Regions from separate parts of the Homo sapiens genome. Here region 1 is linked to region 2. A link is a loop called in an ENCODE intact Hi-C map of the cell type or tissue named here. Cell type or tissue: chondrocyte. All regions are shown on one strand. Each heading gives the region's core, and the rest is flanking DNA. Links, peaks and the distances in the headings are about the cores only.

Region 1 (12,619 bases), core at 1,995-9,994, 340 kb before region 2:
GATGTAATTCATGCAGAATGATTATTAGCATGGTGCCTGCACATGGTAAGCCTACAGCAAATTTTGCTGTTATTAAGAAAGGCTTCAAGAAGCTTCATCTGTAACAGCTCTGGCCTCCTTGATGAAACACTGAGGCTTGAAATCTAGAAATCTTCTTTGCTCTCAATTAATTTAAGGTGACAGGGCCTTGACCGTGAGACTTGGGCTTCTTCCTATGGGGGACTGGGGGATGGTGTCCCAGAGCCAGGCCTGGCTGCTCGGACAGTTCTCTGACCAGATTGCTCACTGGCCCTGCCTGAGAGAATGAGGGGCCAGTTTTATCCCTCGGGTATCATCTCATTCATCCAGTGTTTCCCAAACTGGCTCCATATGAGTTCTTCTGGATGCCAATAGGAGGATTGAAATGGCCCAATCAACTGGCAGAACTCTGAGTTAAGGAAACCAGGCTCTCTGAGGACCATCAAGTATTAATGTTTGGCTTGGGTTTGACTGTGGAATTTTTTCTTCTTCAAGATAGCTTGCAGAATGAGTACTCCATGGAATATGCATTTGGAACTATTTCTTGACCCCTCCAAATGCAGTCAGCAGGGAGGCAAGTGTGAGGTCTGGCAACCAGAAAGGATGGGGGTAAGGGATGTCCTTGGAGGTGAGACAGGTGGACAGATCTGCGATATATTTTATTTTATTTTTGAGATGAAGTCTCACTCAGTTGCCCAGGCTGGGGTGCAGTGGTGTGATCTCGGCTCACTGCAACCTCCACCTCCTGGGTTCAAGCTATTGTCCTGCCTCAGCCTCCCCAGTAACTGGGGTTACAGGCACCTGCCACCACACCCGGCTAATTTTTTATATTTTTGGTGGAGATGGGGTTTCACCATGTTGGCCAGTCTGGTGACTTCTGGCCTCAAGTGATCCACCTGCTTCAGCCTCCCAAAGGGCTGGGATTACAGGCGTGAGCCACCGTACCTGGCCAGACTCGGGATATATTGTAGAGACAGGATCAGTAGGACTGATTGATGGAAGCTGCTTAGTAAAATATTTGGTGTATTGGACTGTATTGAACCGAATTGTGTTTGTGTCTCCTTGATACCAAATCAGCCAGTTGGAGAGGGAAGAATCCAGCCACTGAAACAGCCCTTCTGTCTGTGTGAGGCAAGTGGCTCACACCTCCCGACAGTCGCTGAAGGGCCAGAGGCTTTGGCTCCCTTAAAGACGTGCCAGACTCTTTGGGGTGTGAGTCTTCTTGTTTATTTACCTGTCAAAGTACTTTCCTTCTTCCTACATCCCTCCTTTTTAAAATTAGAAAACCCGCTGCCCTCTCCAGGGCCTATCACTCTTTCATTTTTGGGGCCTGGGCCATGCATCCCGAGGCAGTCGGGGTGTTTCCAGTTTCCAAGGTTTATTGTTAATGAAAAGTGCACAACAGGCTGAAATCCCTGGCAGGAGCCAAAGCTGCAGGGTACACCGAGGCCAGCAGACGCTGGAGCAGCCAATTTTATCTGGATGTTCTCTCCTCCTCCTCCTCCCTACCCTCCTCCTTCCCCCTTCATTTTATCAGGGAGGTTTGGCTGGACTTGAAGGAGCCAAAAAGGAACTGGAGGGGTCTGAGCTTCTAGCAGCCAGCAACAAGGTATGGGAGGACAGGGGACCCAGGCCTAGGGTAGGTTCCAGGTCAACTCAGTTCTTCATTGAATGTGTGTCTGCCTTGGTGCTAGGCTCTGGGGATGAATTAATATTGATAGCAACAATAATAGCTAACATAATTGAGTGTATGCTGTAAGGGGAAGGCCTTGTAAACATTGAACAAACTGGTATCAATAAGTCCTCCCAGCAGTTCTAAGTACTTGCTAATATTATTCACGTTTTGTAGTTGACTAAACTGAGGCCCAGAGAGGGCAAGCAACATCCCTAGAATCACACAGCCCTAGGAGTATCTCATTCCAACACTATAGTTTTTAGCTCTGTCCGTCTAGGCAGAGGACCTGGGTATGTAAACCAAGAAATAAACCTGCACAGTTTGCACGTGCTATGAGGCAAGTATTGACTAGTGCAGTGGGAGGGGCGCTGTGGAAACCACATATGAGCACAGTCTTGGCTAATGAATTAGGGTGCTGGGCATAGGGGGCCTGATGGAAATGTTAGAAAAGTGGATGAGATGGAGGGAGGTAGGCAGGGGACCTTCAGGGAGGGTCTTGGGTAGCCTACAAAGGTTTTTGTACTATATCCCTTAAGAGTGATGATGGATTTCAAAACAAATATTGCTTATTTTATCCTTGCTCAAAGGACATCTTATGTGAAAGTCCAAAGTATGAAACAGGTGGCAATGGAGTGGCTTTGGACAGCCTGTCATTTGTGGCCTCCCTTCTCCCTGCCTCCTTGCATGGGTCCCTGGCCATCTGCCTGGAACCCTGACTTTGAACATAACGGCTAGAGAGCATCAGCATTGGGTAGAAAGAAGCATTTACAAGCATTTGGGAAGACTGTTTCCTTGGTGGTGTGGAGGTTGAGTGAGAAGGGGCTGGACCTGGTGGCCGGGAACCGGCTTGAGATCATAGTAGCAGCGGCCCTGCAACCTGCGGCATTAGTTCCCCATCCATGCTGGGGACTGGAGCCCTGCTGATTCCAGCCAGCTCTTTGGGAGGCCATCTCATCTGGTAGTTCTGCACTTGATCTTTGACGCCAAACTGCCTGATTGCAGGCCGTGCCAGTTTCTTAACCTCCCTAGGCCTCAGTGCCTTCATCTTTCAAATGGTAAAATTACAGATATTTCCCTGATTATTTGTCATAGGGTTTAAATGAGTCAGTACATGTGAGGTACTTAAAACCTTACACACAAACTTGGTGCACAGTAAGTGCTATATTGTTATTTATTATTAATGTTCAGAAATGCCTTTATGTAGTTTGAGTTTACTCATTTAATAAATATTAGCTGAGCTCCTACTATGTTACTCTGTGCCAAATACTGTTCTGGGTGCTGAGGATACACCAGTGAGTGAAACAGGACAACCCCCTTTTACATTTGACTGGGGGAGACAGAATAAATAAATACATGGAATGGGTGTGTAGTAGGGCTGAGAGGGGCCCATGGGATCGTGCACGACTTGGTGGGCCACATTAAAAGCTTTGGGTTTTATTTGCCTGAGATGGGAAGTTATAAAGAGATGACAAGATTGAGCACCCATTTTGGGGTCAGAGTAGCTCTGTCAGGGCCGGCTACCTGGTCCGTATCCAGTGGTTAATAAATTATTGGTTGTGTTTGTTGTTACCCATCATCCTGTCTACAGGAAAGCCGTTCTGGGAGAGGGTATGAGAAATGATCTTGACAAGGAAAGTGGGGTCCTCAGAAAAGGGAACCACATTTCCCTTAGCATGACAAAGGCGTGTCCAGGAACAGTGGTGGTGACACACACCATTTTCCACCTGGCGGGACAGCACGCCCCACGCCTCGTGATGCTGAATTGGCTGATTTGTGTTCTGACCCATCAGTCGATCCTCTGCCTGGCGACATCTCCGTTGTCCTCTCTCGCATTCTCTGTAGCATAAGTGAGCTTGTTGGCTAAACGGGGTGTTTGTGTATTGCTGTTTTCCCTCTGCAGTGTTTGAGAACAAAGATAAGATTGTGATCATCATGGAATATGCCAGCAAAGGGGAGCTGTACGATTACATCAGTGAGCGGCGACGCCTCAGTGAGAGGGAGACCCGGCACTTCTTCCGGCAGATCGTCTCTGCTGTGCACTATTGTCACAAGGTATGGCTGCGCCTGGCCCGCAGCTTTGGCCGTAGATGGTTTTTATGGCACTGCATGATTTTTTTCCTATTATAAAAGTGATATCTGTTCATGGGAGCATGTATGGAGAATTTATGAACTAGAAAGAAGAAAATTACCATCACCCGTGATTCTGGAATCCAGGGATAATCTATTTTTGACATTTTTGCTTGTTTCCTTTCAGTCTTCTTCCTCCTCCTTCTCACATTTATTTTTTTATGTAAACTTTTAATTTTGAATAATTTTAGATTTACAGGAAAGTTTCAAAGGTAGTACAGAGAGTTCCTATCTATGCCTTTCTTAGTTTACCCTAATATTAACATCTTACATTTCTGTGGTACATTTGTCAAAATGGAGACACCAATGACCTTTTTCTGTTCCAGCATCCAATCTAGGGTACCACGGTGGATTCATTTTTACATCGTTTGTGTCATGCTTTTTTACTTAATACTTTAATCTAAATATTTTCCTATATTATTAAAAATTCTTTGTAATTCTTGATTGTTGGACATTGAGACTGTTTCTAATTTCTGATTATGACAAATAGTGATCAGTATCTTTATATATGAATATTTTCCTCTCATGTGAATAATTTACTTAAGAGAGATTCCAGAAGTAGAATTACTAGGAGAAATGTTCTTGAAACCTTTCTATGCTCTTGGTGCCTTTTCTTGCATAGGTTACCTACATGCACGGATGTGCTCAGAAGATGGCCGCAGACAGGCTCATGCCTATAATCCAAGCTAGTTGGGAGGCTGAGGGGGGAGGATTGCTTGAGCCCAGGAGTTCAAGACCAGCCAGGGCAACATAGCAAGATCCATCTTTAAAATTTTTTTTAAAAAGTAGCCAGGCATGAGGTTGCGCACCTGTAGTCCCAGCTGTTTGGGAGGCTGAGACAGGAGGATCCCTTGAGCACAGCAGTTTGGGGCTGTAGTGAGCTATGATGGTGCCACTGCTCTCCAGCCTGGATGACAAAGTGAGACCCCATCTCCAAAATAATAATAATAACAATAATAATATAGCCACAGTAGAGCCACTCTTGGTTTCTGGAAAAGGCATAAAGTACACAGATAACTACAAGCCATGTCTCAGCCATTATTGTTATTCATCACTTTGGCCATGAATTTCATCTCATTCAGACTTTCTCCAGATCTGTCACACCCTAAACAGTCATTTACTTTGAGGATAACGTGACTTGAGTCCAACAGGGCATCCAAAACAGAGTCAACTTCTTCATATAAATGATCTCAACATGGGGCCTCCTGGTTTGTTAAATATTATGTTTAATTGAGAGTGGCTCTGTAAGTAATTAGAGAACAGTTACTCAAATCTAAAACCCTTAACTCATGTGAACATTATTTGACCTCTCTTTGTTGACTCAAAATGTGCTCATGATTTGAATCGTATAATATTTTGTATTTCATCATGAGGTATCATTGTAAATCACCACAGAGGTGATATTTTTGATATTGGAAGTGTGTGAACACTTGGATTCTGTATGAATGAGGCTTTATTAGACTCATTCCATCTTATTACAAAAACCAGGAATGCAGCAATGTAAACCAAACTGCTCCTGATGTTTAAAATTAATGGAATCAGGTGTCTTGTAGTCCACATCTTTCTTCTAACAGACTCGGTTTTGTGCATTTCTGAATTCAGAAGACCTCATTGCAGGCTTGAATTAGAAAAAGATTAGTAGAAATACATGTTTTCATTTCTCCCTCTGAGCAGTGCTTTTGGAGATATTAAGAATGGTCAAATGAAAAGGAAAATAAACAAGAAAGAACCACCCATAAACATGCCTGTTGGTTTGCTCAAAAGAGCAGCTTCGATTGCAGATGTCCTTTATGCTGAATGATGTTCAGAATCATTCAATGTCCCCTGTTACTTGTCCACTCACCCCAAAATAGCCAGTTCTTTCGGGCCCACTGCTCTTCCCATGCCCACCCACCCCCTAAAAAGATAATCGGGTCTTAAAAAAGAATGAAGAAGGCTAGTGTTTACTGCTGTGTAGACCGACAGCCTATTGGCTGATGACTGCTTTTCACGTTTCAGCTGGCTGGCTGCTGGTCATTGAAGTTCAGCCTCCAGCCTTGCCAGAGTTTGCCTGAATGGAAAGGTCAGGCAGGATGGCAGCCACCTGCTTTGGTCAGGCCAGTGGTCCCAGTCTCATTGGTCTGCTCTCATGCTTCATCTTTCACCCAGCCCTGAGTCCTGCTGAGCAGAGAGGGACTTTCTGAGTCTTCTCTCCAGGTTGCTTAGGAAATGTTATCCTCAGGACAGATCAAAACAGGTCGGAATAGATTGAGCCAGATGTCTTTCCAGCGTTGAGTAGGCAGGCAGGCACACAGACAGACAGATGAGGAGTGCCTGTGAGCCCCACAATCTTGAGTCCCCAGTAGAGAAATCTGCTTCTTCCCTGGGAATCCCGTCCAGACAGACATTGTTTGCTGCTGCCTGGGATTATATTGCTTTCACACAGTGGAATTACATTCCGACAAAGAATCCCCCTGCTGTTTTACAGGCTCTGGGGGAGAACAGATTCCAGTCATTTTTCCCTTAACCACACAGCAAGTGACTAATGCTCTCCTGTCGCTGGTTGGTCGCTGGCGGGGGAGCGTCAAGACAGTGAGAGCAGCCTGAAGGATGGAGGTGAAGACCACCGGGCTGGTGCATTTCTTTAATCTGTCAGACATTTCCCTTTGCTCACCCTCCTCCTTCCTCTTTCTCTCTTGTTCTCATCCCAGCCGCTCCCATTCAATTCCCTCTTTGTCTTCTCATTTCAGAACGGTGTGGTCCACCGGGACTTGAAGCTGGAAAATATACTGCTCGATGACAACTGCAATATTAAGGTAAAGCCCTTGCGTCGTCGATTGATATGCAGGGCCTGGGTCTTGCAGCCGGATGGAGGCTTAACCTGCTCCAAGCCGCAGCCTGGAAATAAGGCAGCCACTTCCTACCTGGCAGGCTGGTGGGGAAGAGTCTCTTTGCTTGAGCTCCAAGTCCAGTTCAAACAATTAAATGCGACAAGCAGTTATTGATCTCCTACTATATGCCGGGCATTGTTCTTCCTCCCTGGGTAAGATGAGATGACTGAGATACAGTGTCTCTCCTCAGGAAGCTCATAGTCTAAAATCATCACCATAACAATACTTTTAGCAACCAATACATATTTCATATGTATTTTATATTTTTGCCTGCTATCACTTAAATTCAATCTTTACAACAACTCTACAAGGTAGGTACTGTTATTTACATAATTTCACAGATAGGGAAACTGAGGCACAGAAAAACTAAGTAATTTGCCCAAGGTAATCCAGTGGTAAAGAGTAGAGTTGGGATTTGAACCCATGTCTGTCTGATTTCACGAGCCCAAATTCAAGTCGCTTTGCTTGATTTGCTAGCAGGATCCTAAATTATTTTAGAGCTGGAACTCTTTGCCTGGCTATTTCTTTGTCACTCTCCACCCTGTCTCCTACTTCTCCCTCTCCACCTTCCCACCCCTGAAACCAGCCATAGACCTGGGAAGCTGACTAAAATGGGGATGGTGCTTGCTGTTGGGAAATAGCAAGTGCTGGAGTTTACTTGCACGGAGAGTATTATTGCTGGCTGCTGCTGGAGCTGGAGAAAGTTCTCCTGGCCCACAGGGTTCAAGTGCCTCCCAGGGAGCCCTCTGAATGTCCTTTTGACCACGTCTACAAAATAAGCAAATACGGTTTCAAAATAAACGGAGCTCGCTGCATGGGTTTCATTATGAAACGGCCTTAGTACTCCCGGCACCAGCAGGAGCCCTCCAATTGGCCGCTGGTGACGTTAGTGGCTTATCCCTGGTCCCTGGGCAAAGCATGGGAATGATTTTTTTGTTGTTGCTGCTATCAGTGGAGGAGCGTGTGATGAGACTTGTTTCCTTGCTTGGAAGGATGGAGTTGCTTTGGTGTTGGGATTCTCTGTACAGATCATGGCAGCAACCATTAGTCACCATCATCCTTTGAGAGGCCCCTGGAAGCCATGACCCAGTGACCTCTTGCTCTTGCAGAGTGTTTGACCGTAGTCACATGTAGTCTATAGAATAAGCAGGAAATAGTTGGTCAAAGTAGTTCTCCATGGGAATAGGAAGTGGAATCGCAGGGTCTATTTCTGGCAAAGTGGTTGGATTATTCTAGAAGGAGCACTGGTTGTAGAGTTAGGAAATTCCGGGCTGTATGGCTTACTAGCTTCTTGACACTGGGAAAACCACTTAACCCTGTTTCCTCAGCTGTAAAACGGGGTAACAGTACTACTCACAGGCCTGCTTAGAGCAGTGAATGAGACACTCTGTGTTTAGTTTTGTAAACTGCTAAGCACTCGTGTCCAAATGAGTCAAAGTTAAAAGCAGTGGCTTTGGAGTTAGATATTTCAACCCTGCCCCTTAGTAATGGCAGGATTTGGGGTAAGTTTCTTGATGATTTAGGCTTTAGTTTCCTCATCTGTCAAGAGTTGCCAGTTCCTGTCTCTGCAGATTATTGTTTATTTGTTCATTTTTGTTTCAAGGAGTATTTTCTGAACTGTTACTGTGTGCAATGCCCTGTGCCCAGTCCTGGAGAGTCAATAATAAACGTGAAGATTTTAGACAATACTACAATCAAAGCAATTCATGCTTAACTGTTACTATACTGGGAGCCTTCTTAAGTGGCTGGCCACTGGAGAGGGAATTGAACCGGAAGTCAGCTGCTCTGAAGGTGCCTACCTAGGTCCTGGGGAGTGGTGGTCAGGCCATGGCTGAAAAATTGGTCTTGGTTTGAGGGCCACCACATTTTTCTAAGGGTTTGTGTCATCAACCTTATTGACTTCCTCTCCAGATCCTTCCTGCCACCTGCCCCCAGAGCTCTCAAAACTAAATGTCATCTTTACAAGGCCTGGAATGTAAGCCTCTTGCCTAGGGGTTGGGTTCTATGGTGCAGTGTGACCTCTTGGTCCCATGATGTATTCCCAGAAGTGATAAGACACATAGCTTTCTATGAAATCATGTAATTCCCTAATGGAGGAAAAGAATGATTAGAATTCTGAAAGCAATTGTGCAGGGAAACAGTGAGGCAGGAGCCCAGGAGAATGGCTTCATTTGTGTAAGCAAAAGGGCAATGATGTTGGGCCTGACAGTTCCCCTGCACCAAGTTCTTCAACCTAGGGTGCCTGTGCATGATGGAGGGAAAGAGCACACACACAAAGCAGTATTATCAATTAAGGCTTAGGCATATACCTTTCCTTAAGAATTTCTAATCCTGGCATTTCCCAAGGTAAAGCACGGGTGTGCATGCACACATACGTCCCAAAGAGAAACCAGATCTTCCCATTATCAACACTTTTAAATTCCTTTCCTCTTTGTTCAAGGAATCCTACTTAGGTCTGAGAATCCTACATCTTTAAAGAACTTTGGGAGTCATTTTTCCAACCCCTTGTTTTAATGATTAGACCCAGAAAGTCTAGAGGATAATGCCCACGATCACACAGTGAATCAGTCTGGACTAAATTATTGTGTCTTTGCTTCCCCAGAGTGTAGACTAGTGCTTGGCACACAGTAGGTACTTCAAAATGGTTTGATTTTGGAATAAAGGAATGATGAGCCAGGATTAGAACTCATGTGTTTGACTTCCAGGCAAATTATCTTTTCATCATCTCCCATCCACTTCCAAGGTTTTAAAAAAATGTGATTCAGCTGGTCTTGATTTGTCTTCTGGTGGTATATTCTCAACTCTTCCTGACTCAGCATTTTGCTGAAACATATTTAGAAAGGACCCATGCTGGCAAAGGCAGGCAGATACATGGCCACAAGCCGGCCTCTGTGCTCAAGAGAGCCCCTGCCATCCGTGTCTGGACCTGGGGGACCACAGACACACGAGCCACGAACCAGCGGGACATGAGCAGCAAGATCCTCTCTTGGAGCCCCCTCTGGTGCTTCTCTAAATGTGGATCCATTTTCCACGTTTCAAGGGTGGAGGACTTTGGCCTAGGAAGCCTATATAAATGCTACTGGTTTAAACTTGTCACATGTCGCTGCAGTGGTGGGGAGAGCCATGTAGCTCATTCCTCTCCCCTTCCCTGCCTGATGTTGATTTGCAGAGCACACATCTGGCATTGGAAATTATTTATCTGGCACTGCGAGAGGGTGTGGTTTCTAAAAATATTCACACAGTCGGTCAGCAGAAAGAATGAGAGCAATGTGCTGCTTTGGGCTGCATTCCGTACTCTGGAAGCATGTCTACTAAAATAGACACCAAGCACAGCACTAATTTGCAATTAATAAAAAACGGGCCAAATTCACAGCCCACTCTCTGGGAGAATGGAATGCTGACAATTCCCATAGAAGGCTCCTGTAAAAATGTCTTACAATGAGAAGAGGTCCAGGCACCAGGGTCAGCCGACCTCCTCCAAGAGGGCTGGGAATCTGGTGAGCTCCCAGGGCTCAGAGTAGAGGGGCATAGGGGAAATGGCCTGCTGCCCCTTAAGACAATGGAAGCGCGGCTGCTGTGGATAAGAAAAGAAGCTTTGAATGGCCAGGGCCAAGATGAGATAGAAACCTCTGAAGCTTAATAAGACCAAGTGGGGCAGCTGAGAGTCAGCCTCTGGGCTTTGATGATATGAATGGGAGAGCTCTGTGTTCATGCATGAATTAATCAATTCATGTGTTGTGTGTATATATCCACGCATACCTGCATTCACTCATCCATTCCTGCATTTATTCACTGAGGAATTGAACGTCTTTTCTGGGCAATATTTATTTGATCAGAAATATTCATTAAGGTCCTACTGTGTACTTGACCCTGTGCTGGGGATTTAATAGTGAACTAGATGGCCAAATTTCTGTCTTGGAACTCAGGATCTCGCAGTTGTTAAACTAGCAGTGATAATGAGCCGTGAGGAGGATACAGAAGTCAGTGAAGAAGAGAAGGTACCTGCTCTAGTGAGCTTAAAATTCCAGTTGGAGACACAGCAGTAAACAAATAAACACATAATGTAATTGGCTGGCAGTGAAGAAAATCCATGCAGGATGAGAATGAAGAATAGAGTTGCTCTTTTACCTAGAGTGGTCAGGGAAGGCCCCTGGTATAGGACTTGAATTCCTGTCATCCACCAAGCTCTCTCTGGCTTCTTGACCTTGGCACACATGGTTCACACTGTCTGGAATGCTCTGCTCATTCCTTTTTGCCTGCTCCTTCTTTGGGGTCTCTGCTTGACTGCCTCTTCTTCCAGGAAGCCTTCCCTGATCCTTCTCCCTTGGCAGGGCCAAATGGCCCTGTGTAATGTATTCTGGAAGTGCTGAGCAGGAAGCAGTGGGTCTGTCTGGCTGGATGGACCAGAAAGCTTTCATGGAGGAAGAGGGATTGAATTGGGTTTTGAGGGATGGGTAGGAGTTTGATAGTAAGGAGCATGATGATGGCTTTTCAAGAGGAAGAAACAGCAAGCACAGGAACACAGCATGGAGACTAGAAAAGGAAAGTAATGCTTACTGAGCCCCTGCTAGAAGCTAGAGCCCCATGTCAGACCTTCCACACCTTATTTCATTTGGTCCTCAGAATGTCTCCACCGGGGTGGGTGTGATTACATCATTTTACAGAAGAGGAAGCTCTTGCAGCTAATAAGTGATGGGACTGGCTACAAACCTATGGCTATTTGACTCTAAAGACCAGACACCTGATGAATTCTACTCTCTACTCTTACTATCCAAATTTGCCATACATCTAAGAGCACATCAAATGAGGGCACTGTTTGGTCCATGCTTTGGTCAGCCTTACCTTGTCTGCAGGCAGGCTTGCAGACAGCTATCACTGCGAGAGACTCTCCAAGTGCTAATGGTGGCTGATGGCCAGGCTGAGTCATGGTGGCCAGAGTAGCCATGCGGGGATGCCAGGGCTGTGTGCTGTGAGCTGGCACTGGCTGCTAATTAACATCCATGGGAGCTGCTGCTTGGACGCGCCCTCTTTTAAGAGCCTCCTCACATTGTTCCTGGTGGGAATTTCTTTTCTTTTAAGAGAGGCAGCATGAGCTTAGATCCTCTGAAGACAGAAGCCGACCCCACTCACTTCTGCTCCTTGTTCCACTCCCTGCCTTCACTTCCTGGCAACTCAGGAGTGAGGCTGTCTTGAGTGAAGCCACAGCGATCAACTCCAAGGCCGGAAAGGAGTTATGGAGTGTACCTTCCTGGATGGAATTGCTGTCTTCCCGAAGAGTTACACAGAAAGTGCATTTCCTCGTCAGCCACCTGACAGCAATAACTCCCCTTTATGTAGAACTTTACAGCTAAGGCAGCTGTTCACCGATGTCTCAGGCAAGCCAGTTTACCACCCTGTGCCTCAGTTTTCTTATCTGCAAAATAAGGATAATTTTAGAATTCCACTATCTGCAATCTTCCAGATAGGGTTGTTGTGAGAATTTACTACATCAATATATGTAGCACTCACAGAACCGTGCCTGGCATATAGCAATGCTGCTACTGTTACTTTTATTTTTAGAGACAGGGTCTTGCTCTGTCGCATAGACTGGAGTGCAGTGGCACCATCATAGCTCACAGCAGCCTTAAACTCCTGGCCTCAAGCAGTCCCCCTGCCTTAACCTTGAAAAACACTGGGATTGCAGGCATGAGCCACCACATCTGGCCTATTTTAATTCTTTTCTTGTTTAATCTGGCTTTGATTTTCACAGCACCAAGTGATTGGCGGTATTGCAATTCCATTTTCCAACAAAGGAATCTGAGACTCAGAGAGGTTAAATAAAGTAGTCATAGCTAACATTTACTGAAGGCCTACTGTGTGCTAGGTAGGCATGGTGTAAGCACTTCCATGAATCAGTTTATTTGGTTTGGTACCAGCACTTCCAGGTAGG
Region 2 (12,619 bases), core at 2,269-10,268:
GTTTTTGGTGACTTTGACAGTTTTGAAGAGTACCGGGCAGATATTGTGGAGGACATCCCTTAGTATGGTTATAGATGATGTTTTCCTCAGATTAGACTGGAGCGATCTGTTCTTGGGATGAAGACCACAGAGGTAAAGTATCATTTTCATCACATCATATCAAGGGTACCTACTATTGATACGGACAGGAAGCAGGGAAATACCGGATAGGAGAGAACGGTTCCTCAGCAAAGGCCCCACCCACGAGCCTCAGCCTGCCGTCCTAAATGAGAACTTCACACCCATATTCTCCTGCCCAAATGTTGCTTTTTCCAAAACCACCCTGGCCCACCACGCCCCCATCCTGTACCCATAAAAAACCTAAACTCCACTGGCAGAGGAGCAGAGCAGCACAGTAGAGGAGAGAAAATAAGTGCCTGAACATTGAAGAGACAGCTAAATGGTCAGAAAGGAGTTCGGCCAGGGATGGCCTAACTCCAGGGGAAGATTGACTTCCCACTCCATCCCTTTTCCAGTGCCCCATTCAGCTGAGAGCCACCTCCATCACTCAAAAAAACCTCCACATTCACCATCCTTCAAGTCTTTGTGACCTGATTCTTCCTGGACACCGGACAAGGAACTGGTACCAAAAGGGCAGAGTGTAAAAGGCTGTCACCCCGACTCTCCACTGAGCTGGTTAATACTTAGCTATCTGTGGACAGCAACTGCTAAAAGAGCATTAATTGTAACACACCCCTAGGTGCTACCATGGGGCCAGAGGCCAAAAGTTACTTGCCCCGGCCCCGGCACCCACCACCTACTTGCTCCCGCTCCTGCAAGGAGTTTGAGCACAGTGGCCGAGTAAGAAAGCCCCACCCCTGTCACAAGTCCCACGAAGGGGTCCAGGGAACTCTCTGTCTCAACATCACTGTTGACGTTGGCCTTGATCATGTGGCTGATAGTTCCAAAATCTGTGTTATGGCTGAGTCTGGTTTTGCTGCTCAGATTGACTCTTCAGACTGTTTCCCCTTGACTTTTAGAATGCCTTGCAATTTTTTGTAGAAAGCTGAATATGTTGTATCTGGTAATAGGAACAAAGGTAAATAGGCCTCTAATGTGAGGATGTATGTTAACCTGGCTACATGTTGGACTGCGTTTAATGTTTGCTGTATCTGTGGGTGCCACAGGCTTCAAATTCGTCTCTCTTGTCCTTGTTTTGGGTTTTCTATTGTCTTTGGGCTTCCTAAGAACTCTCCAGATTTCAGGGTGGTGGTTTCCTCTGTAATCTCAGATCTCTGATGGGTCTAAGAAAAATAATTGCTTTTCAGTTTTTTCATCTTTTTTCTCATTGTGAGGATGGGAGTGACAACTTCTAAGCTCTTTACATGTTGAAGCTGAAACCAGAATCTTCCTAAACACTTTTAAGATCAAAAATATTTTCTCAAATAAAATCTCTTGTATCTGAGGTGACTCTCATCATTGTCCAACTCAATCCAGGTGCTACTGCTGGAGAATTTCTCATCTATATCTCCTGGTCCCATTGGGTATCAAGAGCACCACCTTCTCACCCATGCTGTTTCAGGGGATTTACAAGTGTCCTGAGTCATTAAAAAGCAGTGTGTCCAATTGGGTAGTGAGGATCAGAGCTGCAAAATTTTAAGAGCATGAGCAGGAATCTTTTCAGCTGGAAAATCCAACAAAATTGGTAAGATAGGTGGTGGCAAAAGCTCATCAGACAGAGCAGCTATGTGGTTCCTCCCAGGTGATGGTGGTATGTGTTGCTAATGCAATTGAAACAGATGAGTTGCAGGCTATAGCTTGGCTCCCACAAAGCTCCCTGGTGCCTGCCAGCCTCTGGATTCTGAGCTCCGGTTCCCTCTGTGTGCTTTTCTGTGTACCCTATCTTACCAGCAAGGTTTCCTCTTATTTAACACCCCAAAGGCATCAGATATGGTTTGGCTGTGTCCCCCCACAAATCTTATCTTGATTGTAGCTCCTATAATCCCCACGTGTCATGGGAGGGACCCAGGTGGAGGTCATTGAATCTTGGGGGCGGCTTTTTCCCATGCTGTTCTTGTGATAGCGAATAAGTCTCACGAGATCTGATGGTTTTATAAAGGGCCGTTCCCCCTACACACGCTCTCTGGCCTGCCGCTACGTAAGATGTGCCTTTGCTCCTCCTTTGCCTTCTGCCATGATTGTGAGGCCTTCTTAGTCATGCGGAATTGTAAGTCCATTAAACCTTTTTCTTTATAAATTACCTAGTCTTATGTATGTCTTTATTAGCAGTGTGAGAGCAGACTAATACAGCATCCTTCAAGATCCCACCCTGACCTCTTCCTTCAGCCTACCCTAGCCCAGCTGCCTCTCATCTAGTCTCCTAAGGATGGTGGACCAGGTGGTCTGAAGGTCTGGAGGACTGAAACTTCCTCTCTCCTCTACAACTCACATTGAGGTAGAAAAGTCTCCATTCTTCTCTTGGTGTCCAGATTATTGAGGATCTATTTTCTTTTGATAAAACTTGGCCAGGCATGGTGTCTCACACCTGTAATCCTAGCACTTTGGGAGGCTGAGGCAGGCAGATTGCCTGAGCTCAGGAGTTCGAGACCAGCCTGGGCAACACGGTGAAACCCCGTCTCTACTAAAATACACACACACACACACACACACACAAAATAGCCAGGTGTGGTGCCGTGCACCTGTAGTCCCAGCTACTCAGGAGGCTGAGGCAGGAGAATCGCTCTAACCCAGGAAGCGGAGGTTGCAGTGAGCCAAGATTTTGCCACTGGCTGGAGGGGACCAAGGAAGGGGTCAGAGCTCTGCACACTTAGCCTTCTTCACAACTTTCCAGTTCACTGAAATCACACTTAAAAGGCAATCAATGGCCCTCATGATACCAAATCCAGTGGTCACTTCTCAGTCCTCCTCCGTCTTGCCCTGTTAGCAGCATTGGCTACGGCTCATCACATCCTCTTCTTTGAAGGCTTGTCCCCTTAGTTTAGGATGCCCCTTTCTCAATCTTCTTTCTATCTTGCAGGTTGTTCCTCCTCAGCCTCTTTTACTGGGTTCTCCCTTCTTCCCTGTCATTAAATGCTGTTGTGATCCATAGCCCAGTCTGCTATGCATACTTATTCCCTACTTAAGCTCAGTCAGTGTCACCACTTAAACACCATCCCTAATGCTGATGAGCCACTAATTTCTTTCTCCAGTTCAGACAGCTTCTCAGCATGCTAGACTTATAAAGCAAATGTCTACTAGCTACACATGTCTACTATTACATCACATGTCTACTAGCTATTGAACTTAAAGTGTTCAAAACCAAACTCCTTACCGCCCCCCAAACCTGCTCCTCCTCCCAGAATTTCGCATCTCTGTAAATGGCAATTAATTTTTCTAGCTTTGCAGGCCATAAGCCTTGCCTCCCTTTTCTCTCCACATTCCATTTATCAGCAAATCCTGCCAGTGTGACTCCACATTTGAGCATTTCTCTTCCACAGTTCTTATGCTGGTCAGGTCACCACCCTCTCTGATCTGGATTTTGCAAAAGTTTTCTAACTGATCTCCCTAATTCCCTCTTGATAATCTACACTCGATTGCTACATTTTTAAATGTTAAGTTGGGTCTTGTCATTCCTTTCCTTCGAACCCTCTGGTGAGTTCCAATAGTCCTACAGGGTTTCCAAGCTCTCTATGACCATGTGCCTCATCAAGTCTCTAACAGTATTCCCTGCCATGCTGTAAGTGACTCCACTTCCCTCACTGGTCCCTTTCTTGTTACTTTTTTTTTTTTTCTGAGACAGAGTTTTGCTCTTGTTGCCCAGGCTGGAGTGCAATGGCACAATCTTGGCTCACTGCAACCTCTGCCTCCGGCGTTCAAGCGATTCTCCTGCCTCAGCCTTCATGAGTAGCTGGGATTACAGGCATGCACCACCATGCCCGGCTAATTTTGTATTTTTAGTTGAGACAGGGTTTCTCCATGTTGGTCAGGCTGGTCTTGAACTCCTGACTTCAGGTGATCCACCTGCCTCGGCCTCCCAAAGCGCTGGGATTACAGGCATGAGCCACCACGCCTGGCCCCTTTCTTGTTACTTACATATGCCATGCTCACACCCATGATGGCCTTCGCATAGGCTGTTCCTTCTACCTGGAGAATTCCACCCTACCCACCTGCATGACTCTGCCCCTCACCGCCTTCAGGCCTGGCTTTGTCACACCACCATAAGTCCTTCCCTGGCCAGCTAGTTAGCATAGCACCCTGTCTCCCTGTGTCCTTATCCAGTTTGTTATTCTTCTCAGCACTGACAATTACCTGAAATAGATTATGTGTTACTGTTGGTCTCCTTTATCTATCTATCTATCTATCTATCTATCTATCTATCTATCTATCATTCTGTCTATTTTTGAGACAGAATCTTACTATGTTACCCAGGCTGGAGGGCAGTGGCATGATCACGACTCACTGCAGCCTTGACCTCCTGGACTCAGGTGATCCTTCCATCTGAGCCTTCCAAGTAGCTGGGACCATGGGCATGCACCACTATACCTGGCTAATTTTTCTATTTTTGTACCAGCCAGACCAGGCTGGTCTCAGATTCCTGGCCTTAAGTGATCCATCTGCCTCAGCCTCCCCAAGTGCTGGGATTCCAGGTGTGAGCCACCACCCTGGCTGGTCTCCCTGATTAGAAAGTAAGTAAGCTTAGCAAAAGCAGGTGCTTTTTCTGTTTTTATTCACTGCTCAATCCCTGTTGCTAAGAACAATCCTTGGCACATATTGGGGGCTTAATGAATAATGAATGAATAAACCCTGTAAAGAGGCCCATAAAACACTCCCAGGAAATTCAAACCCCTAAATCCCATTCTTCCATTTTACAGATGAAAACCTGAGGCCCCAAAAGAGAAGTGACTTGGTCAAAGTCACCCAGCAGTTAATGGCAGAGCAAGGCCAGATTCTGAGCCACTCATTTCCCAATCCTGTCCTCTCTCCCTGTGTGTCCCAATGATAGCAGAGGGAATAGATGTCAGCTTCTGCCTATCAGGTGACATTGCAGAGGTTATGGTTCAAAAGGTTATCCCAATAAACTGAAGGCAGAAAGGTCACCAGGTGGCTGAGGCCATGACACTCCCAGAGGAGACGTGATGAGGACCCATCACCTGGTGACTCGGGAAGTCAAAAGGAAGGTCAAAGTCTGGATGACTTTGTGAAAGAAGCTTGTTGGATAATTGAATGTGGTGATAAAAGGCACAGAAAGAAAAAAAATCAAAGTGATAATAAGGAAGGAGGGCCCATTTTTATTTATCTTTGTATCTTCCATGCTAGTACTTAACAGGGGGTACATTTACCCCCAAATGTCTATTGCCAGACCTGGTAATGAGGACCAGAAGGGTCACAATTCATGGTTTTCTAATGAGTCAGGCTTTCTAAGTGCCATGGATAAGAACACAAACTTAGGGTAAGTTACACCTAGGTCAAACCTCATTTCTTTTACCCTCTTTTTGCACAAGTGATCTTGGGCAAAAAAATTATCCTTTCTAAATCTCAATTTTCCCATCTCTAAACCTGGATAATATATGCAAAAGAGAAAGACAGAAGGAGAGAGAGAAAGAGAGAGAGAGCGAGTCAGAGAGAGAAAGAGAGAAAGGGAGAGAGACTAACTACAATCATGTGTATGATGTGCTTACTTAGCGCAAGGCTCAGCACATGTGAGGCCCTCAATAAATGCTCACTTTTCTTTACTACCTCAATGGCTTCTGTCTTCTCTTGAAATCCATGCCCTCTCATTTCTAGTTCTGCAATGTTGAGATCCTGGCTCCTCCCTGCTCCTTCTCAAAGGGGATCTATTGAGAAGAGGAGGGCTGCTATGATTAAATCTCCTTCCCACCTCTGAATTTGAGATGAATTTGGTGCTTTCCATCTGCTCAGCTGGCAGACTTTTCACGAGGGCCTGGGCATCATAATAAATGCATGAATCACATCACCTCTGCTGTATAGTCATGAGAGTAACGTGGGAGCCAGATGTGAATGACCCCAGGGTGGACCTGCTATTAGTGTTTCCAAGTGGTGACGACTTGCTCCCATTCCCATACATATCTCCAACTCTGTGTTGATATCTCACCTTTGATAGTGGCTTTGATTCCGGAGAACTGTTTGAGCCTCATCTCTGGACTCAGAGCAGATGGGAGGGCCTTGGTGTTTCATTTTGAGAACAAGAGAAAAGCTGCATTTCTATCCTGTGCTTGCTCACAGGAGCAGCCCACATTTCACCCTTCGCAGAATCCTGTGTTGTTCCCATCTGAGGCCTGCCAGCTTCGGAGGTTAAGTCTCTGAGACGAAAGGAAAGCGGGGGCTGGAAGAATTTTGGAGGGAGTCCAGGACTGCCTGGCCAAGCCAACCCAAATAACTCAAGCAAGCAAAAATCTGCTTGGGCCTGAACTGGCTGTCTAGACAGTTGTGATTATATGCAGGTAGCTATATGACCTTGCACTTCATTTGGCCCGTGTTGAACTTGTTTAGAGGCACATGCCAGTGAGTGTCTTGGTTTGGGTTCTCCCAGAAACAGACCCATAATGAAGGATTTCAGTGCAGTTAATTTACTTAGGAGGTGATCCTAGAGTATACTAGTGGAGGAATGGGAGCCCAAGATAGAGAAGGGAAAGAAGGTAATAAGGAGTGTGTTGTTCAGCTAGTTACCACTATGGGAAACTGGAACTGAATCTTGCAGGGTGACTAGCAAGGTCATTGTAGAAATGCCTCAGAATCACACCCCAGCAAGAAGGCAAGGAAGTTGGGGTGCTCATCCATCAGCTTTCTTCTGTCATGGTGTCTAAGGGCACATTCAGCCTGCCGGGTGTGCAGACCAAGTTTGCATCCTCTTAGGCAGGGAGTCACAGGTGTGTCCAGTACAGAGCCTTCAGCCTATGGAGAAGAAAGTCTAGGGTACCTGAGTCAGGCATTGCCAATATCTGCAGCCAGTGAGTCAAAACACAAAGCCCGCTAAATCTAAAGTGTCGAACATTTGGACCCAATCCTAGATTGTTGAATGATAGTCATCCACATGTAGAGGATAGGAACCTTGTCACATAATTTTTCCCTCTACCAGGAGTTCCTTCTAAATAATAATGACATCTACCGAGTGCTTACTGTGCACCAGGCACTTAAATTATCTCATTTCATTCTTATAACAATACCAAGAGGTGAGAACTATTAATATTATCACTCACGCTGCATGGATGAAGTTACTGAAGCTCAAAGAGTTCAGGAACTTGCCCAAGGTCACATAATCAATAAGGAATAAAGCCAAGATTTGGATTGAAGCCATCTGAGTCCAGAGCTTGACTCCTCCTTGTCTGTGCCCTCCTGCTCATGTCCTCATGCAGCCTGTGCCAGGGCTCCCTCAGGCCTGGGTGATCCTCATATTGAGAAGTAGTTTTCTTAGCTGCATCTTGCATGGAAAATGGCATTTGCAGAGGTGCTGCTCAGTACTTTCCCACACCTCCTCTTCTGCAATGCTCAGAGCTGCCCTGTGAGTTTGGGGTGAGGATCCCCATGTCACAAGTGAAGAACCTGACTGAGGTTCAGAGAAATGAAGTGACTTGCCCATGCCCCAGCACTGGGGATGCAATGGAGTGAAGTAGGCTGGAGGGTCAGCCACCTGTCACAATTCAGATCAAGAGTTCCCTCTTCCTGACCCTCCTCCCCTTCCTCCCAGGGCAGAAGGAGCCATTCTCTTGTTTCTGACCCACACATATGGTCTCCCAAAGCACTTAGGATATTTTATTGCACACTATTGGTTTATAAATACTTGCTCTTCCACTGGGAATCCTCTGATAACCTTTGAAACTCCAACTCAAAAAAAAATATTGAACAAATCTATGAAAACGCTAAATGAATAAATGAATGAGTGCGACCTATGTTCAAATCTCAGCACTGCCACTTTTCTGTTGAGGGCTTTGGACTCAGAGAAGCCTGGATTTGCCTGCTCTAGACTGTGCCTTGGCACTCAGGCAACCTGGAGCCCCAGGATGGTTCTTGCCTACCAGGAGATCCCAGGAACTGATCCCAGGGCTCACGTCAGTCAGCTCTTGCTCCTTCCCCCACCACCTTTAAAGCTTACTTTGCCTTTTGACTCATTCCTTCAAAGTCTAGCACAGTGATGAAAGCTTCTTGATAAATCTACTCCTCTTAAAGCTTTAATGGCCACTAAGAGCTTAATGTACTACCTTTGCGTAGAAGTTTCTATTTTAACAAGAGAACTAGTAAACACCCAATGCCTTAGCTCATCAGAATAATGAATATAATAACTAATAATTTCTTAGTTGCTGCTATATGCCAAACACTCTTTTAAGAGTTTTATAAGTTTAAGCCTCATACAAATTCTATGAAGTAAGTTGTTAGAATAAATTCTCAAACTTCCATCAAACATCTTCCCACCAGCCTGTCACTGGTGTCTGAAATCTCATCATCTGCTGTATCCTCAATCAGTGAATCCCTGGCACACAGTAGGTGTTTGGGTTCCCCAGGAGTAGACTCTGAGTGAGGATGCAAGTAGAAAGAGTGGACTCGGGAGGTGTAGAAAACACTGGGAGGGGATGGGGAGCTACACAGGGAAGGAAAGCAGATGGTAAAGGATGTGCCATCAGAGCAGCTAATGTCATGGGCCACAGAAGCTCAGTCCCATGGGGACACTGGGATATGGTAGAGAAATGCACCTCAGCATTAGGAGTAAGGGAGCTGAGGTATTTATAAGGAAACTCTTGCCAATCATTGGTGGGGGACTGCTCCAGGTGGCACCAATTCCTCACCTCTTCATCTAGAAGTGGGTGTGGCAGAATGGCTTTGGAGAATCCCTCAAACAAAGAGATACAGATACTGGCAGAAGAAGTTGGCTGGAGTCCACACAAGTGGCAAGGCCCAAAGGAGATGGACAATAACCAACAGCATCTGCCACAGTGTTTTACTAAGTTTTTGTTGAACAAATGAATGAGATGGTAGTGGTGACAGGAGGCTAGGATACCCTGAGTTTCACTGGTTTGGTATGACTCTGAATCTTTCTTATCATCTTAGTGGCTTTCCATTATTTAGGACAACACTACTATAGAACCTCCAGATTCTCTGATCTTGTTGGCGGCAAGGGGAAAATGCTTCACAAGAGTCCCAGAAACACAGACAGACTTCTGGTTTCCAATTGTTCAACCCCCATGATTACATTTTCACCAGTCCTCTGAAGAGTTTATCACAAAATGCCAAGGCCTCTGAAGTAGCTATCAGGAAAGCAAAAAAGACCTAAGAGGACAGATGCCATCAATTTTTCGTGCTTCCTTCCTAGCGAACTCAACCACGACACTAACCTCGGTAACACAAGTCCAGTAGAAACTATGTGCAGTGCATGTTTGGATTAAATTCTCTGTTGATTTTTCTTGATTTATAAGTTAAAACTCAGCCAATGCAAATCTTTCTCCCTACTCTACCAATTTCTGTCTTGAACTAAGTGTTCAATATTTTGTCAACCTATAATTTTTGTTATTTTTAACTTCATAAAATTATTATTATTATTTTTAAAAGAAGCCCTGTGCAAGATTGGAGGATAGTTTTCCTGGTTTTGTTTCCAGAATTATTTCACATTTCTGAATTAATATAGCACCAGGTCCCAAGAATCACATGATCTCATTGCTCTTCCATGTAGGTTTCTCATGTTAGTTTTTTCATGACACATCACACCAGAAAATAGAGCTTTAGATCCACAAACAACAATGGTGATGGTGCTAGGGCCAAGGACAAGGAACGACTGTGATATAATCCCCTCTGGAAGAACTCACCTTCCTTGAAAAGGAATGTTCTCCTCCTCCACCTCCCTCTTCTTACACGTTCTTTGTTTCCAAATGGAACTTGTGTGTGAAAGACTTAATATGCCTTGAATTCCAAGGTCATGTTTCAGAGGAAATTGGAAAGTTGCTCCAAAGGAGAGCCCAAGAAGACATCTGTAGCTTTGAGAAAACAGGAGCAGGTTTTGTGTGCTTTTCACAGGGGGTTGTCCACAGGGACAAACAACAGCTGTTTTAACTGTAAACTAACACTGCCACCTGACTACTTTGAGGTCTGCATGCTAGGAGATTGATAAGCGAAGAAAGGGGTTACTGTAGCACCTCGGGGGCAGTTGACCCTCTCAAGGGGAAACTGAGTTACTACCACATACTGAGGGTAGAGTATATGTATGTGGTTTTATATATATAATTATATATAATATATAAATGTATAATGATATATAAATATATAATGAATAATTATTATATATTATATAATAAAGTAAATATATAATATATAATTATTATATATTTCCTGCCCAGGAAATGGTGATCCTTCCAAGGTGGGTGAACAGCACACTCAAGTTAAGAGAAAATCCTTTTGTTAGGAAGGGAGGGCAAAAAGAGGGCGAGAAGGGGGAAAGAAGGAAGCCTTAGCACATGAATGGATGTGATGGACTTTCAAGTACCCAGAGGTTTCAGCTCACAGGAGACAAATATCAGTAGTGAGCCTGGAGTACTGAAAGATCTAAGAAAAGAAGGCCGGAAGTTCAGCCGTCAGCCTCCAAGCTGTTCCCTTGCCAATCCCCTTCTTTTTTCTCCCTTTCTCTATCACCTCTTCTCTTTCCTCTTCCAAAATAAAAATAGGAAGCATGAAGGTTTTCAGGCTGTTTTTTCCTGGAGTGGCTAAGACTGTTTTTTATTGGCTTGGCAGGATGTTTTGAGATTGTGTGGAGAGGACTCCTCTGTGTGTGTGCCCATGTGTGCATATGTGTGCCTGCCTGTGTGTGTGCGTGTTTTTCTGAGTACTAGGCTTTGGAATTCAAAGTAGCACATACATGCTTCCTTTTTGGTATTGTATATATATTTATATGTTATATATTATATTATATATATTATGTATTATATACATTTTTATTATATATTATATATTATATTATATATTTTATTATATAATATATAATTATTATATATTTGTAATTATATTTAATATATAATTATTAATTATATATTCATATATCATATATAATTTTTCTTTCTTTGCCCCCTCTCCTATTAATTTACTATGTAATACAAAATGTAATAAAAGTGGTAAGCCTTATATGTTGGTATTTAAGTTACAGGATATTAAAGGGGAGTGTAATTCAGCTAGTAGTGCAGGTAAACATAATCCAGCAATGCATAAAATGACACAGTGTCTACTATCTCGGAGAGCGCTAATCTGTTTTCATTTGTATGAAAGACAGTTGCATCATGTCAGGCAGGTGAAAGCATGATTTTGCTTTATTTGGACAATAAATGTAGGAAAAAAGAGATATACCTAGTTGATAAGGGTTGCATTCTTCTGAATCATCCCGTTATCAACTTGACCAAGCTAAAATCTTTCTCACAATCCACTTCTCTTTCTCTTCCTAATCTGCATGGTTCCAGGTTAGAGTTGGCCAAAAGAGGAGCTTGTTCAGGATTTTGAAGACAGAAGTAAAGCAGTGGCCATTACTCTCAGCAGGTCGTTTACTCTGCATCCAGCCCATACTCTTGAATGCTGACCTACTGACCAAGCAAATTCTCATCCATGGCCCCAGAGATTCAATAGCTACACAGAGGCATCCCATAGCCCCCTAGAGGAGCTCCTCCTTTGCTTTCCATTCAATCCCAGAGCTGTGGGATTCTCCTGCATTTCTTTTTTACTTCTCTAGTAAAATGTAATCAGCCTTTTCTGTAGCATATTCCATCAATCACTGTCAAAGAACATGAACTTCACATCAAAGACATAAAAAGTGCCCTCCTTTTTTTAGCAAAAAAGGAACAGGTTTCCAGGCATTCCACTATTGTATTGATCAGTTACTGCAACTTTTCGGGATGTAAATGTCATAATAGTGACATTAGGAATACATTTTGCTGTTCCGGCTTTTAACATAAGGAAAATAGAAATAGAAATTCCATGTTTAGCCAGAAATCATCTTGAGCATCCAGCATATAAACTTACTGATTATACTTAAACCAGCCTTGTAATTAATGCCGCACTTGCAAATGGACATAGACATCAAGGGCCGTCCTCTGATAAAGCATTTCATCGCAGCTGGTGTCCAGCAGTCCTTGTTTTTAACATGCTGACTGCTGTGCTCGATATAAAATGGGAAGGCTATTATTGATTACTAATAATCAACTGCTTATTAGTAATTTTTCTGACATAGAGGCCTACATCATATTTCACTGATTGCTCTAAATTCCTGGTGTTCCACACTCTGCTGTGTTCCACTCTGAACCACCATGGTTCACAGGACAGGCTCTCATCCTCCAAGGGGGCTTCTGATGCAAGTGGGTTGAAAGATGGACAGAAGCAGGCATATTCCAGGCACTTAAAAGTATGTTTATGATTTCACCTGTTCATCCTTTTGGGTTATTTGATTGCAGGCAACAGAAACAATCTTTGTCCAACCAGCAAAAGAGGGATTTGGAGAAAGAAAATGAAGCAGCTTATGGAACAGAAGGTAAAGCTGGAGAAGTAGGATTGGAGCATCTGGGGAGCAGACACTCATGGGTGTGGGCGGAGGGGAGCCTCTTCAGAGAACCACTGTCTGCTTGCTGGAATTTCAGCCATCTTCAGTCCCGTCAGGCACTCT

Evidence for each region. Hi-C counts contacts between places; a loop is a spot of excess contacts. Peaks named below come from ENCODE experiments on the same cell type or tissue, not always from the same donor. Only the 100,000 strongest peaks of a DNase experiment are listed, where the experiment ranks them.
Region 1: it touches region 2 in a loop (3-fold over the local background); 2 of 110 quality-filtered maps call a loop at or near these places.

What each region holds. Positions count from the first base shown.
Region 1 is chr12:106,077,860-106,090,478 of GRCh38, reverse strand. NUAK1 (NUAK family kinase 1) reads left to right here. Exons shown (of 7, transcript NM_014840.3): 3 at 3,594-3,745; 4 at 6,550-6,615. Among named protein-coding and RNA genes, the nearest start is that of NUAK1, 55 kb to the left of the region's middle. RefSeq lists an enhancer at 9,088-9,588. In chondrocyte, for the core only: a CTCF peak has its summit at 9,702; no DNase peak of the experiment used is centred there.
Region 2 is chr12:105,742,697-105,755,315 of GRCh38, reverse strand. It overlaps LOC107984435 (a long non-coding RNA gene), which reads left to right. Exons shown (of 4, transcript XR_001749305.2): 2 at 21-132; 3 at 12,411-12,487. It overlaps CASC18 (cancer susceptibility 18), which reads right to left. Exons shown (of 5, transcript NR_110109.1): 5 at 11,253-12,619. Among named protein-coding and RNA genes, the nearest start is that of CASC18, 45 kb to the right of the region's middle. RefSeq lists an enhancer at 10,226-10,769. In chondrocyte, for the core only: no CTCF peak of the experiment used is centred there; a DNase peak (open chromatin) is centred at 6,305.